Linked DNA regions of Homo sapiens: region 1 is linked to region 2. Evidence: chromatin loops called from intact Hi-C (ENCODE). Cell type or tissue: GM12878. All regions are shown on one strand. Each heading gives the region's core, and the rest is flanking DNA. Links, peaks and the distances in the headings are about the cores only. Region 1 has its middle 39 kb from the start of SGO1. Region 2 has its middle 470 kb from the start of SGO1.

Region 1 (8,070 bases), core at 2,655-5,154, 430 kb after region 2:
CTCATGAGCAATTAAAATCTAATTAAAGTCATTAATGTTTATTCCTTTGGGAAATATAGTTATTCATAGACATCAGAATCTTTTATGTTTTCCCACCACTATATAATTCATATTTTGTTTCTCACTTCTAAGACTCTTCAGGAGTTATTTTCCTATCACCCTAAAATAGAAATATACCCTTTGGCATTGTTTTCAACATTTGCCAAAGCTATTTGCAGTTAAATTGAATAAAAAATGAATAATGTGTTTATTAGGAGTCTCAGGAGCAGAGATGCAACTTTTCTCATTATGTTATATTAATGTTTCTGCTCAGCTACATGATAGTAATAATTTTATAACATAAATAGTAGATTAAGTTTTGAAAAGTCATAACATCTACAGGAACATACCTGGACCGGAAATTCTTCCACATAGTGGCAATATCCTTTAAATCAACGTAAAAATACAAATATGGTATAAACTTTTAAAATTTAATTTTCCTGGGAAGTGTTTTTATTTTTTAAAACTAGGATGCATTTTTGTATTGATATTATAATATTTCTATGAACACATTCTCCAATATACCTAGAGGGTCCTTAACTAAATAATACATGTATTAGAAAAGAAAGACAACAAAATTTTTTATACTGTTTACCTATCATTGCACAAGTCATATACTCTATTTCAAAGGACAAATAAGCATAAATGTTAATAGACAATAATGATACAACTTTTTGAGCATTTACTGTGCCCGCCACTGGTTTAAATGTTTCATCCACCTCATTAAATCCTCATATCTTATTAGGATTATCCTCTTTTAACAGGGGAAACTGGAGCACAGAAAGATTAAGTAACTTGTCAAAAGTCAATCAGCTAGTAAATGATGGAGCCAGAATACAGTTGACTCTAGTGCCTGGACTTCCACCATCTTTTCCTATGCTATACTGTCTCCTAAATTCAGAGCTTCTCCCTTTTTGAAGTTGTAGTTATTCAAGTGCTATCTATGAGTTCTGAACCTTCCTGACATTCATTGAATGACTGCTTCTGTGACACTATTGCAAAGTAGTTAAAATAAGTATATATTCAGCCACCATGCCTGCCACTTTACAAACTACATGGATCTAGGCTTGTTATTTAAACTCTCTAAGCCTCAGTTTTTCATTCATAAAATGGTACGTACCTCATAGAGCTGTTCAGAAAATTAAACAAAGAATGCAAGTAAAGCACTTCACTAAATGTCTGGCTCATAGAAAGCAATCGATAGATGTTAACTATTACTATGGCTTTAGTGTTCAAGTGCATGCATAAGGTGCTCTTTTAAGGAGTCAAGAGACTTCCAGGAATCATCAAATAAAAACACAATTTCATGTCTGATACAAGGCTGTGTTGCTTTTGTTTTTGTTTTTGTTTGTTTAAACACTAAAACAGGGAGCCTTTCAACAATGTGGATATTATCCATGAAATAAATAATCAATGATCTTACTGCTGGAGTTGCAGATTTTTCTGGTAGATTAAGAATACAAATTAAATAGGGAAGTAGCTATGCCTTTCAAGCTGTTGTTTTAAAAAAAACAGTACTTCTTAATGGTATATAAGAATAATGGTGAATCAGAAATATTTTGTAAGAATTTTGTAAAAATCTGTAAGACAGTCCTAACACTGTCTTTAGTACTCTCTACTAAAAGCCAATAAATGATACTTAGAAAATAAGGTATTGAAATAACATCCCTATGGTTATGTCCTCCTTGTCTATATGGCAAATATTTTTAAGAATATTTTTACCCAAATTTACTATCCTTTCATCTATGAATGTTACTGTTAGTGGTTCCCAAACTTTAAATCACCCTAAAGATGATGACGATTTTAATCAAGTGAGGTACATTATTGATAAAAGGATTTCAAAAAGGTAGAATTACTGTGATACTAAAGAGTTTTAGGTTTCAGGGTCCCTCATTTGCATGGGGTCCTTCCAAGACCCTGGGATGTTGAGTGGGAGATGCATTTGGTTTGAGTTTAATGTGCATTATTTATGTGGCTCACAGTCACTTCCCTGTATAGTTAAGTTATTGCTGGCTTTCCTAGTATAGAAATGGATTCCAAAAATACTCCTAATGCCCACTGTGGTGAGTTATCCAGCATTTTTTTTGCAAAGGTGAGAGACAGAGTCCTATCATGATATGAATATGCCTATGGTAGTCAAAACTGGAATTATGTGAGAAGAAATTAGATTGTGAATGTATGGAACCATAAGTTGATATGTGGAAAATAATTATACAGATGTGTTGGCAGTTATTTAATAAAAATATAATTTCTCTGAATCTTTCACTGTTTGAGGGTTTTGTCCCAGCTTTTTAAACTATTCAATCGGTTACTTTTTTCTAATTTTAAATAAATGTGGACTTTTATGCTTAACTTTGCATTTGTAATTTTGTATCCTTTTACATAAAAGAGCTCAAACCACATAGGCTTTAGTCCCACAAAACCTGGATCTACCTTGACCATAATATGTAATAGAAGACTGATTATCCTATTTCCCCACTTTTCCCAAATAGAATTATCTTAAGGTCAAATAAAATCTTTCTCACTGCAAAAAAAAAAAAGGCTTCTATGAAAAAATAAAAGTATAAGAGAATCAGAACCCAGCCAAATTAGGAATAGGAAATCTTTAAAAATCCTCATTTGGGCACAGTGGCTCAAGGTCTGGCAGAAGGATCACTTGAACCTGGAGGTCAAGGCTACAGTGAGCTGTGATTGCTTCACTGCAGTCCAGCCTGGATGACAGAGTGAAACCCTGTCTCAAAAAAAAAATTAATTTAAATTTATAAAGTTAAAAAAATAAAAAACTCAATTACTGTTCTTCACATGTCAACATAATGATCCATAAATACATTAATTTCAGCATCCATTCACATAGTCAAGGTATGCAATAATTTTATCTGAGCTAACACCTTTTAAGTATGAAAGATATTAATCTAATTTTAAAATTAGTCTTTTTGGAATATGCCTAGTACCTGAGAGAAAAGGTTGGCACAATTTAACCTTGATAAAGGCACAAAACTATACACACCCATGTATAAATACAAATGCAAAAATCTTCAATTTTTCAATTTTAGGAAGACCAAAGTAAGAACGGCTACAATCCAGAATTTTCCAAAAGCGTTAAATTCATTCCAGGGAAGGATTGCCTGAGTCTATGGCAGTCTTCATTTACTGGTCACCCTAAAATTTCATCTAAAAAGTTTTGGTCAATATTTGAATTGATCTAAAATTTCCACCCTGCCCAGGGAATCCCAGAAGCTGGTATTCATCACCAAACACTTGTATAATATCCATTGAGCATTTTGTTCCAGGCATCATAAGCTACCTAAAAGCCCATCTTGATTTTACAGTAATTGACATAGCAAGTGAAATGATACTGGGCTATTAAGTGCCATATGAAATGTGTGAAAACGTCACTGAATCAATAGATGATATATTCATTTAAACTAACTCCTGGGGCAGGGTGGGGGGAAGGCATTGAATTCAGCATGATGAAAAGATTGTAATTTATTAACTGTAATCAGTAAATGCCCATAAGTTTGGCATTTACTCATACTCTGGCACAATAATAAAGAAAACCATAAAACCAGATTCCCCAAAGGCTAAGTACTTCAATATTTGGCAACTGGGGGCAATAGTCTTACATTTTGCCATGAAACCATTTTCTCCAAGAAATCTGCCGAAAGAGGATATTGGAATTACATAGTATTCTAGCTCCACCAAGTGACAGCTTTATATTGTTACTGCATTGCTGCTACTCATCGGCCAACCTCTGAGGGGTACACTAACAAAATTATACATTCTACTTACAACATGCTCATTCAGCCAGCCAGACTTGAGGGGATTTTTTTCCTATTCAATCATGATGCAAAAAAAATTGCATTTGTACTTCTAAAATTCTAGTCTCAGTTTGGCCTTCCTAATATGTATGTTTGAAATCGAAAATCTTATATAATTATTTGCAATTTATTATGTCACATTCCATTCCAAGTTTATGACTACTTTTGTTGAAAAAGTATGGGATACAATTTTACTATTCTACACAGACATTTGCGTTTTAGAAATTAAAGTTTATGTAATTCAAAGTAGTTATCTTTCTTTAAAAATCTACAAAGAAAACAAGTAAGAATCATGGACATTTTTAAAGAACAGTAATTTTCTGGCTCAGAATTCTTGTTTATAAGCTACAGAATAATAGGAGAGCTTTTTTGTCAAATAAAAGGCTACATTTCTTTTAAAAGTAGCATATGTTCATTATTTGAAATAAATAATTAACTTATGACACAGGAATATATTTTTAAAAGAGAACAAAAAATTTAAAATTATTCATAATTTCTTCACCCAAAAGTATCCAATATTATATTCTAGTGGATAATATCAGGTTATTTGCTAAACATATATTTACATATGTATCGGGAGGTACAAAAATAGCATGCTATAATACAAGCTATTTTGTAGTATGCTTCTTTTTTTTTCTTTTTTTGCATTTTCTTTTCTACATGCACAGCTGTGAGCTTTTTTCTTCATGAAGGTTATAATGTATAATATGGTATTACACAGCTGCATAGTATATCAATGTATGAACATATTCTTACTGTATATCCAATGTCCAATTGTTAAACTTTTTTGTTGCTGCCAGTTTTCCTCTATAACAGGCAACTCTGAATATACAATTTTGCATGATATAGTTTTATTAATATCAGATTAAAGTACCTTTAAAGCAAAAAGCATTATTAACAAAAAAGAATTACTACTTCATGTTTAAAAGGGTCATTTCACCAAAATAACAGAAAAATTTTAACTTGTCTACATCTAAAGCATAACTTTAAAAGCAAAAATTGACAGAACCAAATGATGTTGACATTATATAAGGAATTCATACAGAGAGTTTTACGTATATAGGAAATTATATAAGGATTTTTACACTTTTGATTATTGCTAGGTAAGAGTATATTCTTACCCTCAAAATGGTAAGAATGTAGAAAATTTATATATATACTCAATGTTCATTTATTATTTCATAATTTAAATTTTAAAAAGTAAAAGGATATCCTTTTACCAAACTACAAAAATAAATGGATTGAGAATGAACCTTCTCAGCTGACTAGAAAATTGCACACATTCTACCTCCTAAATCATGTGAAGAAATGAAGAGTTCTCAAGAAACTTAAAGCTAGGAGACTGAAATTGATAAGCACTAGTGAATAGCAGCAGGGACCATATTTTCTGAACCATCCATTATGGGTGCCCCAGATGAGTCCCCACTAAGTAATGGTGTGTATTCCAAATGTTTTAAGTCAATTTTTTGGAACTCAGGATACATTATTCTCATAGAAATAATGTTGCAGACAATGTATTAATAGAATAGCCCACACAAGTCCACTTAACTCATACTATAGATGAATTATATTGTTAACTAACAGGCCCACAGAACCCAACCATCATCAACAGTATTGTTTCTCAGGGAAAATTAATACCAACTTCACCCCAAACAGCATAGTGCTTGTTTCCCCTAATGTAGCTCTAGGAATGAGAAGGTAAACTTTCCCCCACATGCTAACCAAAGCCACAGGGCTGGAATTCCAGTGACTCTAGAGGTTCTTGGAAGGAAATTTAGGAAATAAAAAAGCATCCCACAGTTCTAGCCCTCCCTCACCCACTACCCCAACCAAATCTGCCCAGCTAGACAGTCTCAGACACAACCAATGATAGTGAAGAAGAGTCCTGAGCACACCCAGAAGCTGCAATATCAGAACTTTTCATCCATTCCCAGTATGCTTTGTGAAGAGAGCCTATGGCAACCAGGCCTAGAAATGACTGCTCTGGTCAAGGTTCTTGTCTAAGGTAAGTATTTGAGTTCAGTATTCAATCAAGGGCCGTCTGAACTGTAGCAAATAAATATTACCAATAGGAGATTGGGGGATAGTAAGACATTCCCTTACCTGAAGCAGCAGAGACCAAGAACACATTATTGGGCCAGGGAGGCCCATCGGCCTGTCATTCACAGCACAGGATTGTGGGTAAATGGACTTTCTCTAGATACTCTATAACACCCTTGGGAGACAAGTGGGTGACAGGTACAATCCCTCCATTTTTCACCAAGCGTAAATGAAGCCCAGAAAGTGTAGGTGGCAGAGTTCCAGAAAGCTTTTCAAAAAGTAAGAAGCTAACCTTCCAAAGCCGGCCACTTTTCTTTCTAGGTGAAAAGTCTTGCATCAAGTACAAGTATTTCATGTTAAGACTTGCTAAAAAGTCTTTAGGGATTTGTTGATAAAGCATTGCTCAGGTCTCAGGGGGAATAAAATAGCAAATTATAACAGGGACATTTTGCAAATGTTTCAACTCTCAGCATAGCTAATTATGCTTCCTAGGGCTTTTCCTAGAATTTTCTTGACTATTTGAATTAGTGATAAATTACTTGAATATTTCTTCTGATTACACATGAAATCAAACTTTCTTACTTCTAGAGTTTTTCTCCCTCTACTTCTTTCCTAATTATCTGGACTAATCAGAAAGAACACTGATATCTACTCTGATTTCTAAGAAATATGTGATATATAATTTTTATCCACACGTCAGACTTACCAAATTCATCTTCCAACTCTAGGAAAGATAGTTTTGTGATCTACTTTATGTTCAAATTATCTTTATAAATTATATTTTATTATGTAAGTCCATCTTTTCATCCCAAGTAGGACTTCTCAGAAATCTCCTTGGACTGAAAGAAGTAATAGTTATTGAAATACAGTATTTCAAAAAAAGATGACAAATACACAACATAGAAAAGAGAAAGAGAAAAAAACTGGCAGAATAATAACAATAGAGGTCTCTTACTCTCGTTATTTAAGCCATAGAAATTCTAGTTACACTTTCATCTGGCATCCCAATTGAAGTTCTTTAAGGCATTCAGCATGTCAACCTTCTCAGGATGTTTCTTCATCCTAAGGAAAAGAGTAACGTGCACTTCAGAAGTGTTCACTTTTTAAAAATTCATTTCTGAAAATAGATGCTAGCCTTCTCTGACTTCGTTTGTAGTCAAGTATAAGGTCCTTAACGCTCACTGTCTCCTGGGATAATTAGCTAGACAAGTAATTTAAAGTAACACAAATGCCAAAGAAGAACAATAAGAAAACTGGCCATTTTTGCTGGGTGAGTTATGGCTCCTAATGTCTCTGCTGTCATTTGGAATGTGTGAACCATGCTGGTAAATAAATGAAAAAGCCATAGGTGGCCACACAATCACAATGGTCAGGGGCAGGACAATGAATAAGGGAGAATAAGCTGGATCAGGGAACAAAGAAAGGGACTAGAGGCAAAATGAACTTCTTTCTTTCCATTAATCACAAGACTTTGTGCCTCTTTCTTCTCTATGACATACAATTTCCCCCTAAATCTGAGACTGATATCTAAGAATAAAAAGTGCATTTTAGTCTGGAGTTATTTTGCCACCAACCAGAGGACCAGTCACCCACAGAAACAGGGGCTGCCAGATTCTCACAGCTGCCCAGAATCAGCAGCTATGAAAAAGAGAAGCCTGCTGATTTTGCTGTCCTGTGCAGAAGAGGGGCAGCTTCATTATAGACACCTCCAAGGCAAGTTGGAAGTGAGAATAGGTTGACTCCAAACAGAGCTGCAGTGAAAGGGTTGACTCCAAACAGAGCTGGAGAGAGAATCTACCATGTACTAATGACAAGAGAAAAATAAAGTCAAGAAAATAAAGAAATAAAGAAAAGTAAAGTCACAAGTAGCTTCAAGAATCTTGCCTGCAAGAATCTTATTTCAATATATGTAACTTGGGTTTTTATTTTCTCAGTTTCTCTACCACTATTTTTTTCATACAGTAGGCCATGTGTGTGTACATTGAATAAATGAATGGGATGTGGTCAGCTTCTCCCTACTAATGCTTCAAATCTTTACTGATGCTGGAGCTTAATAATGCTTACAGAAATTGTTTGGAGTTGTAAAAACATTCAGGGATGTAGATTTGTCAAAGAATATTAATTTATGTGAAGAGATAGACACAGTATATTGCTAAATTAACAATACAGTACA
Region 2 (8,070 bases), core at 2,110-4,609:
TCCAACCAAATTATCAATGAAGTGTAACATTTAAAAATTGTATTTTTAATCCTGCAAGTTCTCTAAATGTTTTCTTCCATTTATCATTTCTTTAAAAGGCACTCTGCTCAATGAAACTTAAGGAATACATCAGAAAGTAGAAGGAAGCAGGAAAAGGAAGTTACAACAGAGGAGAAAAGCAAAAGAAATTTCCCATGATGAAAGCTATTGACCAGACATGGGGGACAAGCCAGTTGATATCAGAGTAGGTCAAAAATATTTTAGCTAAGATTTCTTAGAAGATGAATTAGAGCAAATCGGTGACGCATCTAAAAGTCTTGCTATCTAGACAACTTTTGGAGAGCTTAGGCTGAACTAATGATAAGTATCTAAATTTAAAATCAGTGAAAAGAAACAAGCCAATATTTAACTTTGTGCGACAAAAGAAAGCATACAGGGAAAAAAACGTATTCATAGCATTACATGACTCAGCATTAAATAATGCTCACACAGTAATACAAAATGCAAGCACTGAATATTGATCTGTTTAAAATTATGATATTGGGAAGATAAAAGCATATGAAGGATGTGAGTCTGACTTGGGATGGGAGGTGGGGAGGAGGAGAGCTAAATTATCATTGTTGTAAGGTTAATTCAAACATATTTAAGTAACTATATATAAAAATATCTAATAAATATTATTTAATATCAACTATCTAATATCAAAATAAACAGACAAAAGACTTAGAAGTGGTTACTTAAGGAGATGGAAGAAGTGGTCAATTTTCTTAAGATTATACACAATTATATATATAACCATCCTTATAAAATTCCTTAACTATATTAGTGTATAACTTAATACAAATGCTTAAAGTAAAAGTAAAGTTGGCATAATCTCACTAGTAATGGCAGGAATGCAAATTAAAAGGAAATAGTATTCCCCCAGTCAGATTTACAAAATTAAAACCTTTGAAATTATAAAGTGCTGGTGAGGATGCATGAAAACAAGTACTATCATAAGCTGCTGCTGATATAAATACAGCCACATTAGAGAGCATTTTGATGACATTAAAATACAACTAAAAAAAAACACATACCCTAAAAGTTGACATAGCAATTATACTGTTAAGTATTTACTCTCAGAAAATCATCAGAACAAGTATACAACAAGACATGTTTTTGCAGTATTTTCTGTAAAAGAGAAAAAGAAAAAACAATTTAAATATCTACCAATAAGGAAATAGATAAATAGAACATAATATGTCTATATTGTGGAATAATCTGTCAAGGGATTAGATTAAATCACTATAAAAAAGAAGCTTTTCAACTTTTTTTTTTGAGACGGAGTCTTGCTGTGTCGCCCAGGCTGGAGTGCAGTGGCGCAATCTCGGCTCACTGCAAGCTCCGCCTCCCGGGTTCACGCCATTCTCCTGCCTCAGCCTCCCGAGTAGCTGGGACTACAGGCGCCCACCGCCACGCCCGGCTAATTTTTTATTTGTACTTTTAGTAGAGACGGGGTTTCACCACGTTAGCCAGGATGGTCTCGATCTCCTGACCTCGTGATCCGCCCGCCTCGGCCTCCCAAAGTGCTGGGATTACAGGCATGAGCCACCGCGCCCGGCCCTCAAATTTTAAATGAGATTTATGATTTAAAAAAAAACAAACAATCAAAACTACATTTTACATTATGACCTAGAACACACATCTATACACATGGATTCCTAAACAAATGCATTTCTATATTTTCCATTCTATATTATACTATTTGTTACTGAACCAAACTTGCATCTGCTCACCCAGTGCAAAGAAGAAGCTCAACACTGACATGGAGATTTGCGGCAAGAGAAAGTGAAGCATCTATTGTAGGGAGCCAAGCAAGGCAACCTGGCAGCTAATGTTTAAGATGCAAACTCCCTGGTGGCTTACAAACGAGGGTGTTTTAAAGGCAGAGGGGAAGGGGGTTTCAAAGTGAGTTAGGAGCCATCATTCTCAGCAAACTATCTCAAGGACAAAAAACCAAACACCGCATGTTCTCACTCATAGGTGGGAATTGAACAGTGAGAACACTTGGACACAGGAAGGGGAACATCACACACCGGGGCCTGTCGTGGGGTCGGGGGAGCAGGGCGGGATAGCATTAGGAGATATACCTAATGTAAATGACGAGTTAATGGGTGCAGCACACCAACATGGCATATGTATACATATGTAACAAACCTGCACGTTGTGCACATGTACCCTAGAACTTAAAGTATAATAATAATAAAATAATTTTTTAAAAAGTGAGTTAGGAGCTAGGAAATTTCTGGAACTTCCTTATCCATTTTTTGGTTCCAGTCTGCCTGAGGTCTATGTGACAACAGTTGACATTTTCCATCAGGTAGGGGTCCTCGTTTCTCAGAAACAACTCGAGGATATATGTCAAGGTGTTATCTTTAGTTTCTATAGCAAAACAAACATCTTGTGGCTCTGGCTTACTGGAGTGGCTATTCTTTATCTTCTTACTTAGTAGGTTATTCATTCACTTCTGTAATTGCTGGCTGTAGGGCTAGCTATATGCGTGAAATTTCCTTCAAGGGACTCAAAATTTTTCCTTTTTCTCCATACTAGGGGTGTGGAGTCTAGCAGGCCCCTACAGGGGGCCTACACCATCTCACATTCTTATTTACTTTATTCTCTTTAATAAAAACTAATACCGTTAATATGACTCACCAAATTGATTTCATAATAAAAATAGGAGAGAGTATAAAGGTCATCCAGGCCAAAATATGCACTATGGTAGCTATTGACCACATATGGCTATTGAGCATTTAACATGCAGCTGGTCTTCACTAAAATGTGTTATAAATGCAAAATACACACCACATTTCAAAGCGTTAAAAAATAAAATGTAAAATATCTCATTAATAATTTTATTGATTATTGCTGAAATATTTTATATGTATTGAGTTAAATAAAATATATTAAAATGTATCTCACCTATTTCCTTTTTTAACATGGCTATTAGAAAATTTAAAATTATGTGGTTTACATTATATTTGTTTTGGACAATACCGGTCTAGATTATACAGACATTGTCCCTCCAATTTCCTTAGCTTATATAATTGTAAATTTACTAAGACTTTAGTGATCTCCACAGTATAAAACATGTAGATTTATAATCCTGAAACTTGGAACTAGAAAATGCTCTCCAAGTTTCATTCCGATAATTTGGTTTCCCATAAAATTGCCCTCAGGGGGGAAAAATGTGTTGGTTAGAATGACATGTATTTCTGATCTGCCTGACAGTTCCACTTTTTATTGTAAATCAGTGAAATGACTTTATTTTTGTTGGTATTTTGTGCCTTTTGTGAGCATGTGTCAGCACCTCTGAATTAATTCTGCTGAATGAATTAAAACAAGACTGAGGAGCTAAATTGAAGACTACGGGCCACAATAAAATCATCAAAGGTGCAGTTCTCAAATATTAATGCTTGAGAATCATCTGATTGGCTACTTGAAACACAGATTGCTGCGCCCCATTACCAGAATTTCTGATTCAGCAAGTCTGGGGTGAGGCCTAAGAGTCTGCATTTCTAGCAAGTTTCTCAGGATGCTTGTCCAGGCATCATAAGCTAACAAAGATTGATCAAAGCAAATGCTTTATTTTAGGAGGGATCTAAGTGGTCAGTTGGTCTTCCTCAGATGATACCACCTGGAGAAGTATCATCTTATTGTGCTTATTGTATTGTATAACTTATTTCAACTTTTGTATCACTAATTCCCTTGTAATCTTTGGTAAATCACTTTATATCACCAGGATTCAGTTTCCTCAATTATAAAATGTGGGATTTCATGTATAGGTAGAGATTTCTTGTTGTATCTCTAAAGATATTTCTATTGCCTCCATTGTCCCCTTCTTCCTTGGAAAAAGAAGCCCATTTTTAGATGGCAACAGAAATAACACTCTGTATTTCCAAGTTTCCCTTGCCTCTCTCTAGACCTGTTAAATCAAATGCAAATTCACGTGCTGTGTGGGACTCTTAGCCTGGCAGATTCAGCTGATGGGTGCTCTCTTCTTGCTTTTTGCCTTTATTCCTTCTTTCAACAGTCATTTTATTTATTATGAAGTAATATGGAACATTGAAGCTATGTATAAAAATGGTAGAGCAGGAGGATAGAAATTTGTCACTGAAAACACTGTGGAAACAACATCCCAGCCCCAGAATGGCCATCTCCAGGTTGACCTTATAAAAGAAATACATTTCCACATAATTTGTCACCATTGTATTTCTCCTATAAACAGCTGGAACCTATTGATAAACTTAAGACAAATGTTCTATTAAGAAGTTAGTCAACATTTTAAAACACAGAATCTCCCATACAGGGTTTCCATTAAACTTGGTAACATACAATACTCTATTATTCTTATACAGATTGAAAAGGTCCTTGATGACATTATATAGCCACCTGTGTTTCCAGAGTTTCTAGACATCCTGTATTTTATGTCTTTCCCAAGACATCCTGGCTTCCATACGACATTATGTTTACTTTTAAAAAACACTTTTACATTCATTATCCTGAAGCCTTTCAAATCACCAATGATGTTCATCTCACATTCATCCATTAAATACTTCTGAGGAACAACTATATTCAAAAGCCCAGGAAAATGTTAAGTTAGAAGCATTTGAAAAGGGAAAATTCAGAAGAACCCATTGTTAAAGGGAAGGAAAAATGTTGCAGTCAGTTACTAGAAATAAAATGAATTATGTCAGTAAACTAAGGAAGAACTATATAAAGGTGAGCAGACTTCTAGAAAGAGACAAAATAGAGTAGAAACTGGGTGTGTTCTATTATTTGACAGCAGCAGAAAAGCAAGCCAAGAACAGTGGGCCTCTTAACCAGCTGAATGAAGATCGATCCAGAAAGGAGGTAAAATTGGGCATAGTCTACATTGCCAGTGGCTCTGCCTATGGAGGCTAGTCTTAAGGCATTGACAATATAATGGTAAAAACATCTCATGATCAACAACTAATAAGTAATTAGAAATGGAGTTACACTTTGCCTTTGGGAAAGGGTCTATCCAGGAGTTAAGATAAAGTTGTATCACAAATGATGAAATATTTTACATTATTAACTATAAAACAATTAGATAAAGTTTCTGAGTTTGGTGTTTATCTTTTCTTCCTTCTTTGGGTTTTGCTTTAAATCAGCAGGTACAGTAAGTCATGAACCTGTATATCCAAGTTCCCACAGATATTGCTATAGGGCCACCCACAGAGGACAATGAGAGAATGTGAAGTCAGCAGAAATATGAGTGAGGTCTTAAGAATCTTGATGTCGATTAAATTTATGCAGACAAGTCATTCAATTTAAAGATGAGGAAACTAAGGCCCAGACAGCCGTGGCTTCTCCAAGGTGGCACAACTAACGAGAGCCACAGCTGGTGCAAGAACCAAGGTTTTCCATCTTTCAAAACAGTTTCACTTTTGCAATACACTGCCTTCCAATGATTTACTCAGTGACTCCATCCATACAAACTTTATTCATCCACATTTGAGAAAGAGGAAATCCTGTAAAACTCATTTATAATCTTATCTGAAGGTAAGAGTGTTATCTCCAGCATATACACTTATATATTTGATCCTTGGAAAACATTCTGGGGAATGAAATAGTTTTTCTGCATTATTTACAGAGGGATCACTTAACAGTGTTTTTTCCCTGGGAAATGCAAATTGAATACTTGCTCTGTAAAAGTTGTGATTGAATCTCTTCCAATCTGGAATCTTCCCTGTCTAATTAAATATTTAATCCCATTATTTGCTGCTTTTAGTGAAAATGGCTGGAATTCAAGCTGCTCTGCAACCTCTCATCGGCTCCCTATGACAAGGAGACATATGCTGATGAAGGTCTAATACAGTTTTGCTAAAGGCTAAACTCAACACATCTGGTAAAGCCTCAGAAGAGTCCCAGCCTCAATATTCTCTTATAATTCTGAGACAGAAGCAGCAGCCTGACATGAGGCCAAGACAAGGGTTGGTAAAATACATAAATATCAACCTCTGAGGAAAAAAAATCAGAATTGTAAGTAACACTTGATAGAGAAAAAAATAATGCCAAGCTACTAACATTTAAACTGTGAATAAATTCCAACATGATTTGCACTTTTAAAAAATGGATATTTTTGTGTTTCTTAAGGAGCTTTTTTCAATTTGGCTTTAGTAACCAACAACAAAACTGAGAAAATTGTGCTGTAAAAAAATATGAACTAACCTCTCTTATTAATCTTTAAAAATACCTGTAGAATATAATTAAATGAGACTAAAACAGTAGTCTAGCAAGCAGCTGGAAGATACTGTTATTTTCTTTGTGTGAAAGTAGCCAGGCATGTCTGACTAAGAAAGACAGAAGGGCTGCAGCATTTACTATTGAAAGAGGAAACGTAAATGGCATCTACCACTGCTGGCTGTGGAATTGCTTGGAATGATATAACACTGAAATAAACAAAACATTTGAATAAACATTTCTTCAGCAGGAAAATTGGCATTATTTGTGAAGTAAATATAGACACACACACACACGCACACACGTGCACCTGATACCATGTAATCAATCATCAAGAAAATTTCCAGATATGAAAATGATTATTTGCCAAGCATTAAAATCTTTTTCATTTATGGAAAAAAAAAAGATATAAGGATTTTCATACCTAAACCACCATTATCTGAATCATGCTCCAGAGTTCAACATTTCTCGAATGATTTTGTGAGAAGTTCCCCCACAAAATCAATTAAAGAACAATGATCTTGTGGTCTAAGAATGATGGGCAACCCTGGGCAACAGTGTGTTGTGCAAAATTCAGTTTGTAATTGTAGGACCCCATGACGTGCTAATCTGTATTGTCTGTTTCAAAAGGGAAACATAACGTTCAGAATTCTCCAAAATTATTTGACTACTAGGCCTGTTTTCTGTGGACTGCAGCTCAGACCTGGGGTACTATGTTCACTTTGTAACAGGTGCTTCATTCTTCCCAGAGAAGTTAACCTTATTTTTGTCATTGGCTTATGTGTATTTAGTGAGTCTCCTTAAAATCTACACAGAAAAAAGAATATTTCTACTTTCTCTCTGTCCATTACTGCACATATGACAACAATAGAAAAAAAGTCACCTTGCCTTTCTTCAAGGAGTGTGAATGAGAGGGAGGACGGATAGTTGCAAAAAGAGTGGACCAAATATATTTTTAGCTCAACAATAGCTGTAATGTTAGTGGGATAATGATTCTTCTGTCATATGAGTACAGCAGAAAAAGAAACTAGGATCTGTGTGTTGGCTGGAGGGATCAGGTTTTGGGATCCCACAGGAGTCCCATTGCAAATAATTTAGTATTTGAATCAAATAGACATGACATACATATGTTCAAATCTGCCTTTCTTTTCTGTTTCACTGACATCCCACATTTGCTAGAGTCTTCAATGCATAGCCATTAGAATTTGCTACGGAAAGAATGTTAAGGAAATTGCTCAAGAAAAATTCTCCTCAAATATTTGGCTCCCTCTTCATTAGGTCAATAACTCAGTTCATGGCACTCCCCCAGTGTAAATGAGACATTTCTATCCACTACTGAAGGCTATAATGCCCATGGCAAAAACTTTATGTTCCCTGTTCACCTGCTGTCAGAGATGTGCAAGTAGTCATCTTGCACCTCTAAAGCTTGAGGTTAGCTCTCATGAGCACTTCTCACTTTCAGAGATCCATAATCAGGCTAAATAGAGCTGCAGTGTGGCTGCCCATGGCACACTGAGGCAGCGCCACTAGGTCAGTGGGCTAGAGGGAAGACATGGAGAGAATTCCAATATCTGAAGCTAATGGAAACCAAAGTGAATCTGGAAGGCCAAGAGATAGCATATGACAGCCAGTACCCACTGATGAAGACCAGAAGAGGTCAAGAAGTAACCATTTCACAAAAAATACATGTAAGTCCTTATACTGCTAGATGCCATCTTTAGAAGAATGGCAAACAGAGGGAAAGATTGGCTGGGCACCAGAGCAACTTTATCTAAGAAAGACTATATGCCATCCATTACATTATTGCACTAAAATATTGTATTAGTC

Evidence for each region. A loop is a pair of places that touch in the nucleus more often than their neighbours do. Peaks named below come from ENCODE experiments on the same cell type or tissue, not always from the same donor. Only the 100,000 strongest peaks of a DNase experiment are listed, where the experiment ranks them.
Region 1: a loop joins it to region 2, with 2.8 times the contacts of the local background. A loop is called at or near these places in 3 of 110 quality-filtered maps.

The regions. Positions count from the first base shown.
Region 1 is chr3:20,221,624-20,229,693 of GRCh38, reverse strand. No RefSeq gene overlaps it. Among named protein-coding and RNA genes, the nearest start is that of SGO1, 39 kb to the right of the region's middle. In GM12878, for the core only: a CTCF peak has its summit at 3,739; no DNase peak of the experiment used is centred there.
Region 2 is chr3:20,650,162-20,658,231 of GRCh38, reverse strand. No RefSeq gene overlaps it. Among named protein-coding and RNA genes, the nearest start is that of SGO1, 470 kb to the right of the region's middle. In GM12878, for the core only: no CTCF peak of the experiment used is centred there; no DNase peak of the experiment used is centred there.